Linked DNA regions of Mus musculus: region 2 is linked to region 1. The links are chromatin loops, found by intact Hi-C in ENCODE. Cell type or tissue: heart. All regions are shown on one strand.

The links. Hi-C counts contacts between places; a loop is a spot of excess contacts. Peaks named below come from ENCODE experiments on the same cell type or tissue, not always from the same donor. Only the 100,000 strongest peaks of a DNase experiment are listed, where the experiment ranks them.
Region 2: a loop joins it to region 1, with 2.3 times the contacts of the local background. A loop is called at or near these places in 2 of 42 quality-filtered maps.

What each region holds. Positions count from the first base shown.
Region 1 is chr1:169,650,815-169,658,814 of GRCm38, reverse strand. It overlaps Rgs5 (regulator of G-protein signaling 5), which reads right to left and starts at 3,314. Exons shown (of 5, transcript NM_009063.4): 1 at 3,194-3,314. The coding sequence starts at 3,237. In heart, no CTCF peak of the experiment used is centred here; a DNase peak (open chromatin) is centred at 3,404; H3K4me3 peaks cover 1,160 bases; H3K27ac peaks cover 2,074 bases.
Region 2 is chr1:169,573,804-169,581,803 of GRCm38, reverse strand. No RefSeq gene overlaps it. Among named protein-coding and RNA genes, the nearest start is that of Gm34624, 46 kb to the right of the region's middle. In heart, no CTCF peak of the experiment used is centred here; no DNase peak of the experiment used is centred here.

The DNA of each region.
Region 1 (8,000 bases):
CTTTAGTTCTCAGAGTCAGGCTTTGGGTGAGGTGTTATCTATTCTCTGATACTGTAGCAAAATACCTGAGGCATCCAGTTCTGCAGGATCTGCAGGTCTTTGTAATCAGCTTGAACCTTGTGAGAATTACATTACAGGTGTGTGAAAGGAAGCCACCAAGCAGTGAGGGGAAGGGTCCCAAAAGAACCACCTACTAAGCCCTGGTATGGTTTGTATCTTGAATATCTCCCCCCAGAAATCCAAAGATCCATACAAAAATGTAGGTCTGCAGGAGATGCTAACGGCAATGAGAGGAGGTGGGATTGTAAAGAGGAAGGACCTAGAAAGCCAATGGTGTGATGTGTCCTCACAGTGGGGTGTGAGACCTCCGCCCTTCCATCCTTTTGTTACATGGGAGTGAGGTGGACAGCTTTGTTCTGCCATGCACTCTTTCATGTAAACAGTTCTGAAATCAAAATCAGTGTAGCCAGATGATTATGGATTAGAACTTCCAAAGCCTGGAGCTAAAGTAGACCTTTTCTCTCTGTAAATTGATATTAATTCTCAGGTGTTTTGTTATTGTGATAATAAACCACCTGCCACAGCCAGAGCTCTTAATATTCTATGATGCTATTAGATGGTCTCTACCATACATATCCTTGGGGGACAAAGCAAATCCAAACCATGGAATAATGAGTGAGGTGTATCGAGTACAGCTAAAAACTTGGAGGTGTCCCTCCTTGATAAACATGTACCCAAGGATCTCATTACAGATGGTGGAATATGAAACACAGTGAGGGGAGGGGTCCCATAAGAACCACCCACTAAGCCCTGCTGTGGTTTGTATCTTAAATGCCTCCCCAAAGATCCACACAAAATGCTTGCTCTGCAGGAGGTGCTGATGGGAGGTGGTAGACTCCAACAGAGGAAGGACCTTGAGAGTCAGTGATGGGATGTCCTCACAGTGGACACACAACAAAAACATATGTTGCCTGAGTGCTGGTACAGGTTATATTAACACTGGCCAAACTATCTGTACCCTCTTATGTCCTTGTTTGTATTTGCAGCCTGTCCCCTTGGCCTTAAAGGCATCCCTCACATCTCTTTCTCCTACACAGACATGCCTGACTCTTCTGCCTTGTAACAGTAGTTTAAGCATCATTTTCTTAACCCCTTGTGAAGTCCTCCCCAACTATCAAAAGCTCTGAGGCCCATCCAGTCCTCAGTCTTAGACTTCTAGTAGTACTCTGCATTTATTCCTCCCTGCTGGTCCATAGCACTCCGTGATGTGCATCCTCATTTACCTTCCTACCTGGGGCACACTATCCTGTGAGCAGGGTGTGGCTTGTCATCCAAATGCCTAAGAGATGTGCACAGGCTTGAAATAACTGAAACGGTTTCATCAGTAAGAATCCACAGTTTCTCAGTGGCCTCTCCTCTACATTATTAGTTTGCTGTGTTCTTAACATTATGAATTCCGCGATGTGTTATCAGCTACAGTGGGTTTCAAATGCATACATTTCCAGCAAGAACAACACCAGTCCCCAACTGGAAAGTCCCAGCTTTAGTGAATAAATGATAAATGTAAAAATAAATAAATTCCAATGTTGCTAATGAATCCAATACATGATAGTAAAAGAAATAATTGCAAAAATACCACCACTATAGCTCTCTAAAAACTATATTATTCCCATAAAAACTTAGGGCAAGAGGAGTAACAATATCAAGATGCCCCAACCCTTGCAGACTATCACATAAACAGCATCAACTGTTCACCCAGTGTAATGATGTAAGCTCCATCCACTGCATTAATGATGTTCAACGCAAATACCAAGTAAGCTAAAGGCTCACCATGCTCACTCATCCCTCTATGCTGTGCACGGTCAACGATCAACGTGTGACTCTCACAGTTGGAGAGAAAGCAAAGGTGGATCATCTGGTCTTCAAAGAAGTTGGGATGCCACTCAGTTCTAAGCACTGCACCTATCTGGAGCTCTCTGTAGGAGAGGTGGGAGGCATGGGGTGTGGGAATAATGAACAATTCCCAGTCCTGGAATCCACTTCTCTCCCCCTGGTCTGGTGGATACAGCTACAGATGTCACTGCTATTGGTTCCTTCTATCTTCATCTATTTAAAACATTTACATCTCTGACTCTAGGGAATATGTTCCATTGTTTCTTCTTTTAAAAAAATCACTTAAAATTTATTGCTGTAATGAAAAACGTCAAAGAAAATGTGACATTTTAAATAGGTAAAAGTCTTTGGTGGCCCATTAAACAGTATGACTTTCTCAGACAGACATTGACCCTTGGGGACAGAGGAGGCTGTGCAAGAATCAGTTTTACTCCCTTTAATGGTTGAGGGTCAAAGTAAAATCAATCAGGACTCTACAGAGCAGAACCTTTCTACCTACACAGATCATGTCGGGTATTGGGTTGTTAAGTTTGTAGTAAGATGACGACTTTAGATATAGGATTTTTCTATAGACCACAACACAGTCCTAGACAACCATGTGTCTCAGAGCTCCAGGTAATAGACAAACCCTGTGTCTCAGGGACTTTTTTTCCCCCAGTAACCAAGCTACTCCTATCTAATGAATAGGGAATAATGGGAAGCCCCCTCTGCCCCACTGCAAACTGCCTGCAGAGTCCTCATTACCCCAATCTCTCTGTGTGAATGAAGATCACTTTTCCCACAGTTTACTGTGTCAGACATTCTTCTGAGCACTTCCCACACATGACCACTCACTCACTCAGTCCTCAAAACCACCCTGTGAGATAGACATGCTTCCCATTTCCACTTTACAGATGTGCAAAGTGAGAGGTTAAAGAAATTGCTTCAAGCTACCCAGGAAATATGTAGGGGAGACAGAATTCAAACCCAGATACTTTTATTTTTCGGTGTTGGGAGTTACCTTCTTTCTAGCGCGCACACACACACACACACACACACACACACACACACCCTCTGGGGGTTGGGGGGAACAGCGCTCTGGTACTCTGTATATTAAATGACCATGGATTATCTCCTTTTGAATCTCTAGCTCAGATCTTTCCAAATCTCAGTACTGCTACAGACAAGACAAAGCCAAGTCTATTACCAAGCATCAGTTTCATCTCAGCGGGACCCCATCCCGCAGAGCCTCTGGGCATCCTCCCTTGAGTGAAGGCTCACCACATTTTCATCTCCTACACTGAAGAATTTCAGTTCTCACCTTTCCAGGCATGAGTGCGGCAGAGCTGCCAGTCCCTTACACATTTTGGCTGGCGGCTTAGATCCTCAACTTGAGCACGAACCTCTCAACAGCTGACCGTCTGTGGAAACTTCAATAATCTGGGGCAGCCTTTCCCTTTGAGGAATATATACAAGCTCTCTCACAGCTCCGTGGCTCCGAGGACCAATCAGCAGCCTGGGCGAAAATTGTGGGCTGGAGCTCAGCAGCAGTTTGCCTTCGGTGGGGGCTGGGAGTCTTTCCTGACTTCAGGCACTGCTGGGGCATGTTTCTGGTGGCTTCTGTCCCCACAGTCTCTTGTTTGTTTAGTTAGGGCTGTGTTGGAGCCTAAACTGAGATAAGATCATTAGTGCCTGAAGACTGAAATTTGACGTTAGCCAGAACGACGATGTGGGCTTTCTTTGAAAGCAAGGTACCCTGAGCCATTTCAGATCTGCCAAGGGTCCTGGGATACAAACACTAAACCCACTCACAGGGGAGGAAACGGCTTCTTTTCACGGTGGAGAGAGTGTTTAGCTGAGGATCTCTCATCTCCTGAGCACTCAGATGGGTGCTAGGAATTCCGAGGTAAAAGGACCAGTCCAGGCTCTGATGATGCAGGTGTGTCTTACATTGGTGCAGTTAGGTGTAAGCAACAACTGCCCTGGCACATCTTCACTAGACCTAGGGGGTCACAGCCTGTGTGCCCAACAAGTCCTAATCAGGTCTTTTCTTCAGTGAGTCCATTAAGGGAGCCAAGTTAATGGTGAAGAGCAGAAAAAGGAGATTTGCTCAGTGTGACCCTAGTCTATCTACTACAGGCCTGACAGGAGGGAGGGCATAAACAGAAAGCAAGGGACACACCTAGCTAAAGAGAAAAGGCAAAATGAGGTTCCCCTGCCCACTAATGTCTCAACATTGGGTCTTTCCCACAAGCCAGTCTGACACAAGGTCAAGGTCATTGCACAAGCTGTAAATCTTTTTTCCAGGAGACAAATTCCTGTTCTGGATGCCCCCAGGGCTTCAGCCGTTTCCTCTCCCTGAAGGAGATTGGGGAGAGGGAGGGGGCAGTAATAGCTTGGAGTTCTTTAACAGTCAGCAGTCAGGTTGTCAAAGAGGGGAACACAAGTGTCTCCTTAGAAGGTTTGTTCCTGGCAGATAAGTCCATAACCTCCTGGTCCCCCTTTGCTTTAACACCTCAGGGTTGAGGTGAGATAGGCCTGTGACTGAAAACAAAAACCCCAAAGGGAACAGGAGAAGGAACCAAGGTTAGAATACACTCAGGGTGTCAAGCTCCCTGCTAAGAACCGTCTCTGCATAACTCCTGGTTTTAGCTTCTTTCGGAAAGTCTGGAACAAACAAATGCATTCTGTTAGCCTGAAAAGGGTCTTGAGCAGGGCTGTGGTGGCACACCAGCGCCGGGAAGGCAGAGGCAAGCGGATTTCTGAGTTCAAGGCCAGCCTGGTCTACAGAGTGAGTTCCAGGACAGCCAGTACTATATAGATAAACCCTGTCTGGGGGTGGGGGGAGAGGGAGAGGGAGAGGGAGAGGGAGGGAGGGAGGGAGGGAGGGAGGGAGGGAGGGAGGGAGGGAGAGAGAGAGAGAGAGAGAGAGAGAGAGAGAGAGAGAGAGAGAGAGAGAGAGAGAGGTGTCTTGGTACTATGACATGCAGGCTGTCCTCAAACTTCTGTTCCTTGCCAGCCTCCCAAGTCGTGAGATTTCAAGCAGCCACTATTCTGCCCCGTGTGACTCCATTTCAATCCTGACAGCTTTCCTCCTTGTCTCTGCACAATGTTCTCTGAAGCCATGATTAAGCATCTGATGGTTTGTTTTCCACTGTCCCTGGCAACTGTATAAACTGACAGCACGGCCACTCTATGGTATGGGTAAGAAGGGGGGTTTATTGTAGCTATGAAGGAGAGAACAGCCAGGGGTGTCTAGAAGCGGCCAGAGCAGAGAGAGAAATTAAACTGAACATGCCCAGCAGACTGGACCTGGGCATGACAGAAGCAGGAACAGAGCTGAGAGGAAGAAAGGGACAGAGAGAGAAGGAGAGCAGAGATGAGGAGGAGGGAGACAGGGACAGAGAGGGAGTGACTGAGAGAGGAAGACAGAGACTGAGCATATGGAAGACATCAAGGTACTAAGGACAATGAGTAGCTGTAGCCACAGGGAGGGAAGCCTTGGGCTGGGGAAGTTTAGGGGAGTGGAGGGGGTGAGAAGGGCCAGGATGCTAGCTAGCATGGACTCTGGAATGTGTGACAGGTTCTCGTGAGACCAAGTGATCCTGGAGGCCAGCATGTGTTAATAGGCACCGCAGATAGCCATTTATCCCTTCGTTTTAGAGTCTGGGAAAATGGAGTTTCCTTTGGACCTGACAATAACCCCAATTAGATTCATCCTGCTTAGTCTGATTTGATCCCATGTTGGATGGGAGGAAGGAGAGATGTCAAGAGGTTAGTGTCAGTAAAACCTTTGGGCCAATTCTAAGGGAGCCCTAAGAGATATAGGAGTACCTCTAAGATTAGGGGTAACTGGGGTCCTTCTTGTTGGTTCTATGGGTAATGCCCTAGCACGCTAAAAATGTTGTTTAGGTTCTGTCGTGGTTTGAATAGATATCACCCCTGGAGACTCTTGCATGTAAAAGCTTGGTCCATAGTGAGCCATACTATTAGGGGGCATGGCTTTGTTGGAGTAGGCGTGTCCTTGGTAGAGGAAGTGTGCCACTGGGGGCAGGTTTGAGGTCTTAGAAGCTCAAGTCTGACCAGTGTTTCACAGTTTCTCCTAGCTGCCTGCACATTAAGATGAAGACACTGGCCTCCATTTCCAGCACCATGTCTGCCTGTACACTGCCATGTTTTCCACCATGATGATAAAGGACTGAACCTCTGAAACTGACAGCCAGCCCCAATTAAATGTTTTCTTTTCTAAGAGTTGCTGTGGTCATGGGTGTCCCTTCACAGCAATAAAGCCCTAACTAAGACAGGTTCTCTTTTCAGAGACTTTCTGTAGAGTGTCTTATAGCTTTTGTGAAGCTATAAGGTCTTACAAAAACATAATAACAAAACAAGGCTTTACAGAACAAAGAAAGAAACCAAGAATAATACTAATTTAAAAATGAAGTGCAGAGAGCATACATAGCCTGTGGGCTATGAGGCACTCAGCAATTAGGATGTCCACACAAGATCTGGCTTTCAAACATGCTCAGTTTTATTCATGCAAACATTTCTTATAATATCACATTAGTATAAGAGTTAAGCAGACATTTCCTTGAGCAGGGAGCATGTGGCTGGGGAGAAAATGCTGCTGCAGGTCCCTGGAGAGTGCTTCAGTGAAGATGAATCAGAAGTTTGCAAGCTCAACCCAAGTCTGCCATGAAGTCCTTCAGCTATGACAGGCCACGGGAGGATGGCTTTGGTGGAGGTCCCGGATGTCCTTGAGAGTGTCCAGCCAGCAGCTATCTATCACTGACAGGTAGCCATATGTGAGTCCAGCAATGGTGCTGGAAGTTCAATGGTCACCAAAGCCAGGGGCACACACAGACGCATTTCAAGCCCTCTTGCCGATGGGCAGCAACACATAGGCTAGAGAAGACATGTCTTGGGAACAGAGCAATGCAGTCCTAGAGATAATCTCCAAAGTTCCATGTTTTGTATAATCTCATTGGCCAGTAGCTTTGTGCTGTCAGGGCTCACAGCTCGAGTCTGGCTCACCAACCTATCAGTGTCACCTTAAGGTTAGGTCCTTAACATGTCAAAACCTGTCTTGATCTCTGTTCATATTTGAGCTATCCTATGAACACACCAGATCTTGCCTCTGGGGCCTATCTCTTATCAGAGGTGCCTAGTAGCAAGCTCCTGTTTTTACAGGAAGTACATTATTTCAAGCCACACAAAATGGATTCACTTATGTTTAACATTAAGTGACTGAGTACAGACTTGCAAAGATCTAATGCCCACTAATCCTTACAAGACTCCCACAGTACAAGAGACATATATGCATAGAAAAGAGCCAGTAGCAATTAGCCTCATTATACAGAGCTACATAGAAGCCCATTACATAGTGATTTAACTTCTACTTCTAAAGGAAAATCTAGAGTCTTTGGTTTAATTGCCTATGTCTACAGCATTGATGCTCAAAATGTTAAATCTCTTGCCTGTTCAGGACTGATGTTAGTTATATTAAAAAATATGTATAAGTAAAATTCATACATTAAGAAAATGCTTATTTAGAAAAAAAAAGGATTGTACCAGCTTTTCAGAAGTTATCTAGATGGCAGTTTTCCAAGATATCTTTTCAAGTCTAAAAGTCTTGAAGACACTAGGAAGTCAGCATTATACTACACATGTAGAGAAATCTTCCTTTGGAGGGTGGCCAGGACCTGTGAAGATCAAGCATTATCCATTTTAAGCAGGTTCCAGTTGGATTCTAGAATCAGTTGTTAAGGGATCTAAAGAAAAATGTTACCAAGTCCCAGTACATCATGAAAAGATTCCTTTATTTGTATCAATTGTTTTTTTTTTTTTTAATGGTCAACGTTAAGTACAACTTAGCGGATGGGAGGAGTTTCCTCACTAGTTACCCATAATCCACAAATTCCATGAGTTGTCCCTATTTCTCATCCAGGGCACTCTCATGTGTTTGGGGGTTGCCTTGCATTTATCCAGGGTCACCAGGGGTAACACAAGGTATTCAACCTGACCCAGGGCTAGGCCACTGTGCTCTGGCCTTCTGTGACCATTGCTCGGGCTGCCTCTGATTGCAGCTGTAGTCGTCCTTCCTTCAGGCATGCATAGTTGCTGAGGGAGGA
Region 2 (8,000 bases), 77 kb after region 1:
AGTAGGCCTGGAGAAGAGTGTCATTACATCAGTTTATCTAGGTGGCACCTGAATACAGTTCATTTTTAGTCTGCTTTCCCATTCCCACCCAAACTCCCACTAGTAAAACAAGTAATCTCAGAAGACATTGTTGCCTGCACTGAACATCCTTATCATGGTGTCTAAAGTGGAAGTATCTTGCTCAGCATTTCACTTTTCATTTTATATTTGCTATTCCCTAATTTTCTGCTAGTAGCTTCTCTCCTGTGATCCACTTTATCCAAAAGCTTGACAGTGTTATTGTTTGTTTGTTTGTTGTTGTTGTTTAATGCATTCACTTTACAGCCCACTCACTGTCCTTCTCCTTATCACAATCGTTCCCACCCCCACCCTGCCACACCAAGTCTCTGTGGGGCTAGGCACATCTTCTCCCACTGAGGCCAGACAAGCTAGAAGAAAAGGCAGGCAACAGCTTTTGGGATAGCTCCCCTCCAGTTGTTCAGGACTTACATGAAGACCAAGCTACACATCTGCTATATATGTGCAGGGAAGCCTAGGGCCAGCCTGAGTGTGCTCTTTGGTTGGTAGTTCAGTCTCTGAGAGTCTCAAGGTCCAGGTTAGTTGACTCTGTTGGTCTATCTGTGGAGTTCCTATTCCCTTTGGGAATAATCCTTCCCCTTATTCTTCCATAAGAGTTCCCAAGTACCATCACCTGTTTGACTGTGGGTGACTGTATCTGCCTGAGTCAGCTGCTGGGCAGAGTCTTTCAGAGGACAAGCATGGCGGTCTTTTCACTGGGCATCTTACAAGAAAACTGGGCCCTCCAATGTTTGCTCCGGTCCACATTCACAGGTATTGTCCCTTTGTATTCTTGAGCTCACTTCTTTCCCATTCTCAATCTCTCTGGCAAGAGTTTTCAGTATTTGAAGCTGTCATTGTCACCCTGTATTTCTCTTCTTCTGTGTACTTCTTCAATGATAGATAATGCTAAGTATAGCGTATTTACAATTGCCAAGCAACTGCCACTGTCTAGGCCCTGTGACTAGACGTGAGTCCTTAGCTACTCCCAACCCAAAGATGAACATTGTTGAATCTGTTCCTTCACCAAGAAGAATCCTTCTCAAGAAGAATCTAGAGGAAAAGCATCATAAGAAAAGGGGATAAAAGATTTAATTTGACTTTGTTATTGCTGCTGGGTTGTTTGGGTTTTGTTTGATTATTTAATGCTTAATGCTTAATAGCTTTGTTGAGTCAAACAGAAAAAAAAAAAGATCCATCTTAATGTTGCCTAACAACAGGTATTCCGACTCTGTATCCAAAAAGATTAGTACTTTAAAAAGATTTTCCTTGAATAATTGACAACTTTGCCATTGAAAAAATGGAACAATCATGATAAAGATATACACAATGAAACATGACATTTCCACCTTTCTCTGGTCATTTTAAATACCATTGATGTATACTCTGGACTCCACCTCCTGACCTCCTTTACCTAATCCTCTTGCCCAGCTCTGAGGTCAATTACATATGTCAAGATACAAGTAATGATGTGCACCTGTAACCCCAGCTCTCGGGAGGCACAAGCATGAGAATCAAGGCAAGCCTTAGCTACATAGTGAGTTCGAAGCCAGCCTAGGGTACAGACGACCCTACTTAAAACACCAAAACAAAACAAAACCAATAATAGTGAATGGATAAATAATAATTCATGAAGCTGCTACATTTAGAAGCCATTGAGAAGCTGAGGAGAATGTCCCCTGATGTGTGTGCATAGGCCTTTTGTTGTTTTGGGCAGGAACTAAGGGGAATACCTTGTTCCTTTCAACCGATGTCTCCTTCGGAAAAAGCCCCTTATCTAATATCACACTTCACATTATTATATTTTTTTGTTAAGCCTCATAGACTTGGTGTCAAATGCATGTGTTCTTAGAAGGGGTAAAATCATCTCACAACAATGAGAGTGTGTTAATCCGGAGAGAACTTGAGATCAATAGTCAGGAAATGACAGCCAGCTGCAAACACATGAGCCAAGTGCTTTGGTGTGTGTGACAAATCCTGATTTAAATCTAACTTTCCTTGACTATAAAATTACATGACTCGTCATGTCTACCTCATCGGCTATAAAGATTAAGTGAAATCTCATCTAGTAATAACACTGTTTGCACTGTGGAGTGAACAAAAGCTTGTGTGTTCATAATTTACACTGTTTATCTATCTTTCTGAAACTCTGTGTGACTCACAATCTTTGGTTTTCCCCAGTTTCTGCCGAGATCATCGATGGTTGCCTAATGCAGATACCTATCCAACAATCTACCCTTTATCTCTTTGACCCTAACTAAGTCCTTCCCCATCAGCAATCCAAACAAGTAGCTGAATCTGGGCCTTGGACAAGCCTGACCTCTCTGATAGTAACTGATGAACACGCTTTAGGTTTATGGGAAAACTCAGCATCTACCTCTGAAGCCCACAGACTTATAATTTATTCAACTTTACATCTATCCATGCTATTTACACATCTATTTTCATTTTGATTTTGTTCCTGTTTTGTTTTGTTTTGTTTTGTTTTGTTTTGTTTTGTTTTGTGTTTTTGAGATGGGGCTTCATTATGTACCATGCTGGCCTCCAACTCAGGATCTGCCTGTTGCAGCCCGCTGAGTGCTGGAATTACAGGCACACACTACCAGGTGCAGGGGACTGTTTCCACTTAGACAATGGAGAAGGAAGATTTTTCTTCTCCAGATCATTATTAATGTTTTCTCTTCTATGCCTGATGGTTTATTCACATAAAGCAATTTATATCTTCATTGTTGTCTTCTAAGCTCTAAGCTTACTTTCCTCACTTATTCTTTCTCTCTCTCCACCTTCCTTCCTTCCTTCCTTCCTTCCTTCCTTCCTTCCTTCCTTCCTTCCTTCCTTCCTTCTCCTCCTCCTCCTCCTCCTCCTCCTCCTCCTCCTCCTCCTCCTCCTCCTCCTCCTCCTCCTCTCTCTCTCTCTCTCTCTCTCTCTCTCTCTCTCTCTCTCTCTCTCTCTCTCTCTCTCTCTCGGCAGGGTCTCATGGAACCTGAGTTGGGCTGGAACTCAAATCAAGCTGGTTTTCATCTTCATTGTTTTTAATGACATCTGTCAGACATCTTCCTCATTCCCTAGACTTCCCAGGATTTTCTAGATAACTCACTTGTCTTATCTGTTAAAATCCCATTAAGGAAGGAATGTGTGAATGGCACTAAGTATTTTAGTTGTAAATCTGTCAGCTTATCTCTTTTTAAGAAAACAATGGTTATCCCAGACATAAACATTACCCTCCAAGTTGAGAGTCTCGGTTTAACTATGGTTATTATTCATCATCATAAAAATAAATCTTGAAGCATATAACATTGGAGCCAAGAAGTTTTAGAAGCAGAGTGTGTTAAGGGACATTGAAGGTTACTTCATACAATCCCGTCATTGTGTGGTCAAGGAAGCAGAAGTTCCAAGAGCTCATTGGATTCATTAAGGCCAGTATTGATGCTTTGATACTGGAAAGACTGCCAAACATAGTACTAGTTACGTCCCAAAGAAAGCAAACTACCCACATGCAGACCTTGGTATATAAAATCCAAACCCCTATCTGTTTGTTTGAGCCCAGTTTAGACTCAAACTTATTATCATCCTGTTTCTAATGTGTTGGGTTTACAAGTAAATGCCAACATATGTTTGACTAAGTGCTTTATCAGACAGTACACACCATGCTGATAGTCCAGAAAGGCACCTTGGGGCAATAGCATGGCTTCTAAGAACCATTGTCCCAATACACAGCCTTAAATACGTATCCAAAGGATACAATTTTAAACTTTTGTAGGATGCCTAAGTTATCTGTCTAATTTTTTTCCTAAGATAATCACAACACGGACTCTGGGTGGTCCTCTCCATGGTCTCTAGAGTCTGTGGCTTGAAGTTCTGAAAATCTGTAAAGATAAAGTTTCTTCATGACACACAGTTACACATCTGCTCTGACCATGTATGTTCAGGTATATTTTCAAACAATATCATAGGTGTTAGAAACAAAAGATACAAGACTAATACTTGACTTTCAGACTGGAAACCCTTTCAGCGTTTACCATGCTCATACAACACCAACCACCTCCTTCAGTCAGGAGAAAGCCAAAGTCCAGGGATGTGTCTCTGAAGAGGACCAAGTGAGATCTTAAAAATAAACTACTGCTGGAAAAAAAAATACAACACACATGTATAAATGTTTAGTGACATATGGTGTTATTACTATTCCTGAAAATATCTAAAGAGATACACAGAATATTTGTGGGTATTTTGCTTATTTATGCCTACATGTAGAAGGAGGATAACATGAAATTGGGCTGGAGCTAAAGAAAGGGACTTGGGTTTGCTCATCTGGGTTTTGTGCTAATGGGCATCTGAAGAGATTTGACCTAAGCAAGGGAACATTGAAAAGTCAGTGGAATTGCTAAACCTGTGGTTGCTAAACACTGATTATAATCCCATCACTGGGAATATTGACGCAGGAAGACTGTGAGCGAGAAGCCAGCCTAGGCTACTTAGTGAGATCTTGTCAAAAAGAAAAAGGAAATCAGCGGGCCTAATCTTCGTCTTTAGATGGTTTCTTTCTTGATAATGCATTTATACCTTCTCACAGAGAGATGCATGGGGTAAAAAAGGATTTCTTCCTGAGATAGTCTGGTTTAGTGTCCATATAATGCATTCACGTATTGCATGTAAGTATAACGTTGAACATTTGAGAGGGTTGGGCCTGCCTGGACATGAGAAGGCAGTCTGCTTGCCTGTGCACATGGGAATGTGGAGAGCCAAATATCCATGTATACAGGTACATGCATGGGGTGAAGCAGCCTTAAAGAAAGTTTTTATACTACCGTATCTGAGGAAATTAAATTTGCTATCTGTTTCCTAACCAGATCCAGGGAGCTAAGCTGTTCTAAATGCTCTGACATTATTTAGACCTAGGTTTCTAAAGAGCTGTCTTTGTGAGAATGCTGAACTCATGGTGGGAATTTACCCAGGGAGCAGCTGGTGAAATGATGCAGAAATGGCAAATGAATGCTCAACTCTCCCATTGTGCTATAGCAGTTAGAGCAAGCTCACAAAAGGTCTGAGATATCGAACATACAGGAGACGCAGTTACAACAGTGAAGCATTCCCTGACTAGAATGGAGTGAGACAGAAGGATGCAGTGATTCATCCCTGATCTCTCCTGAGCAGGATTCCTCGCTTGCTTTGACAGATTATGGTCCTGAGTCAGTTTGGGACTTTAAGACATGGAAATGTAAACTATTTGTGTAAAGATCCTGTTATTTGCTGCGGGACCTGAGATGTTAAAATTGGCTACATGTTCATTTTTCTTTTTTTTTCCTTCAGCACAACAGCACCATTGTAACTATTATGTTATTACTAACTCCATTCAATGTATGAAGAAGAGAAGACTAAAAATTTCAAACCCCTGCAATCCCAATCATTACTAACAAGACAGAAAGGAGCCTGATACTTTTCTGATCTACCACTAATCTCTGTTTCACTTTTGTTTTGAGTATAATTTTAAGATAATCCAATTACTTTTCTTCATGTATATGAAATTGACTTGAATCTCTACTTCCCTGGAACAATTGTTTTGGTCCCTTAATGAATGGAATTAATACAAATTTATGTAATGATATTATATGAAATCTTTCATATTGGATGGACATGATTGTATACACCTTTAGTCTCAGCGCATAGTATGTTCCAGGTTAGCCAGTGGGTAAATAGTGAAACCCTCTCTGAAAAAGAGAAGTCTGTCAAATTGAACTGAAAAGGAACCTATACTCAAGCTAATCAATTAAATAGGGAATCTGTATAATTAAGCTCTAAAGAATTACTAAATAACAACTTGGGACTTAGTGGAGGTAAAAAGGCTATACTTGGAGTTGCTTCCTCTGACTCTCTCAGGCCTATTTGCTGCCTATTCTCCATGTTGAGAAAAGAGAATGCAGGGTCTCCTGAACTGGAGCAAGCCACAGCAGCACTGAACCATGTCTTCAGTCCCATCATTTGTACCCTCAGCATAGTTCTCAGCTAAAAGAATTCACAAGGGCCTTGTGGTCCCATAGTCACTCTGTGGAAGTTTCAGAGAGTGAGTACCTGTTGAGAAGAGAGACCATGGCAAAAATACCCTGACCGGAAGTACGGTTTAAAAAATTCTTCAGTTTTCATCTGTTAATGAAATTCACACATGCTATTTAGATATCTCCTCCAGGGACAGCAGAAAAATTCAAAAATCCTCTAGGGAACTAAGCATTTAAAATTCCCATAAACTTGTTTCTCTGCAAGCAAAGTTAATCAACTCAGACGATGAGAAAGGAAAAGAATTTCTTTTATCCAAATATACAAAGCCTGGCTTCTCTGGAGACTGGTCTCTCCCAGGCTTTGTGGATTGCTAAATTTTTTTTTTTTTAAAAATACACAGTTTAAGGTTTAACCTTAATAGTATGTACATTTTATCCACTGCAAATGTATAATTCAGTGATTTATAGTTTTGTGATTATTAGCAATTTTAGAACTGCTCAGAATTTTCTCTCAGTCCCATCTGTTACAAGCACATGCATGCAGTGACTACCAGGGCCCGATCTCACCAGCTCCATTCAGCCAGGCTCCAGCCAGCCAACCACTGCCTTGTTCTTCTGTGAGGTTGCTTTCTCTAGTCAGTTCATCGAAGTGGAAGCACAGAACATGCAGTCGTTTGCATCTGGCATACTCCAGTTCTTCCTAGGTTAATTCACTGCTGTGGACTAAATATTCTCTCTCCTAAACTCCAGTAGAATGATATCGGGAGAAAGACCTTTGGGGAAGCAATTAGCTACTTAAGGTAGCTTTCTAAAATAGTGTGATTCTACCATGTGACCTAGCAGCAACACTGTGGGAAATCTAAGTGAGAAAAATGAAAGGTAGCACAAGTAATGATTCGCAAATACTGAGAGCACTGTGAATCTAAAACTTTTATGAGAGAAAAAGACTAAAACACATTCTTCATGCTATGCTAGGATTTGAGAAAACGGTCTTCATCACACATGGAATCTGCCATGCTCTCTTCTTGGACTATGGGAAAGAAATGTCTATAGTTTGAACCACTCAGTCTTGTTATAAGAACTGAGAATTGACAGACATCCATGTTGTGGTAGCTATCACATTTTTCCTCCTGAATGCTAGTCCTTTGTACATAGACACCAATCTTTAACATCAGCTGATGCACAATTCGACTGCTCCTACCTTGAGGCTGTTATGAACCATGATGCCATGAATATTCTCATCTGGTTCTGTGCCTGACTATCCTTTCATTTTTCTGATTTAGACCTCTAAGGTTATTGCTGCTAGGTCATGGAAGGGAATTAAATTATTTTAGGAAGTTGCCTGTTTTCCAAAGTGGTCCCAGTATTTCACATTTCTCAAAACAGTGCATGTGGCTTCCCCATGTGCCAGTTCCTCACCAGTGCCTCATCTTGCCTTTTTGATTACAGCCATCTGTGTAGCCACATCCTATTGTATTTCCCTAGGGAGTAATAATGTGAAGATAGTATCTAATGTCTTTGGGGAACTGTGTTCCTGATGTTTTGTGCATCTGAAATTTTAACTGCTTACCTTCTTGGTTTTGAGCTGTAAGATGGTGTATGCTCTGTATGGGTCATTTTTAAAGGTTTCTTATCTGAGAATTTTCATTTTCATTTTCATTTTCTTCAGTGTTTTTGTTGTTGTTGTTGTTGTTGTTGTTGTTGTTGAATAATGAGATTCATAGTACTGTTGGGAGCAACCTTCTTATTTATTACAAATGTTCTATACTCTGTCGAATCTCACACTTGTACACAATGCACTATAATCTTATCCCCCTCCCAACTTATCTCCATATTCCTCCAGCACTCCCCCCTTCCAAGTTCATGTCTTCCTCTTTCTGTGCATAGGTGTAGGGCCATCCACTGGAGGATGGGGATTCTACCAACAGCTCATCCTCATTAATGAGGATTATC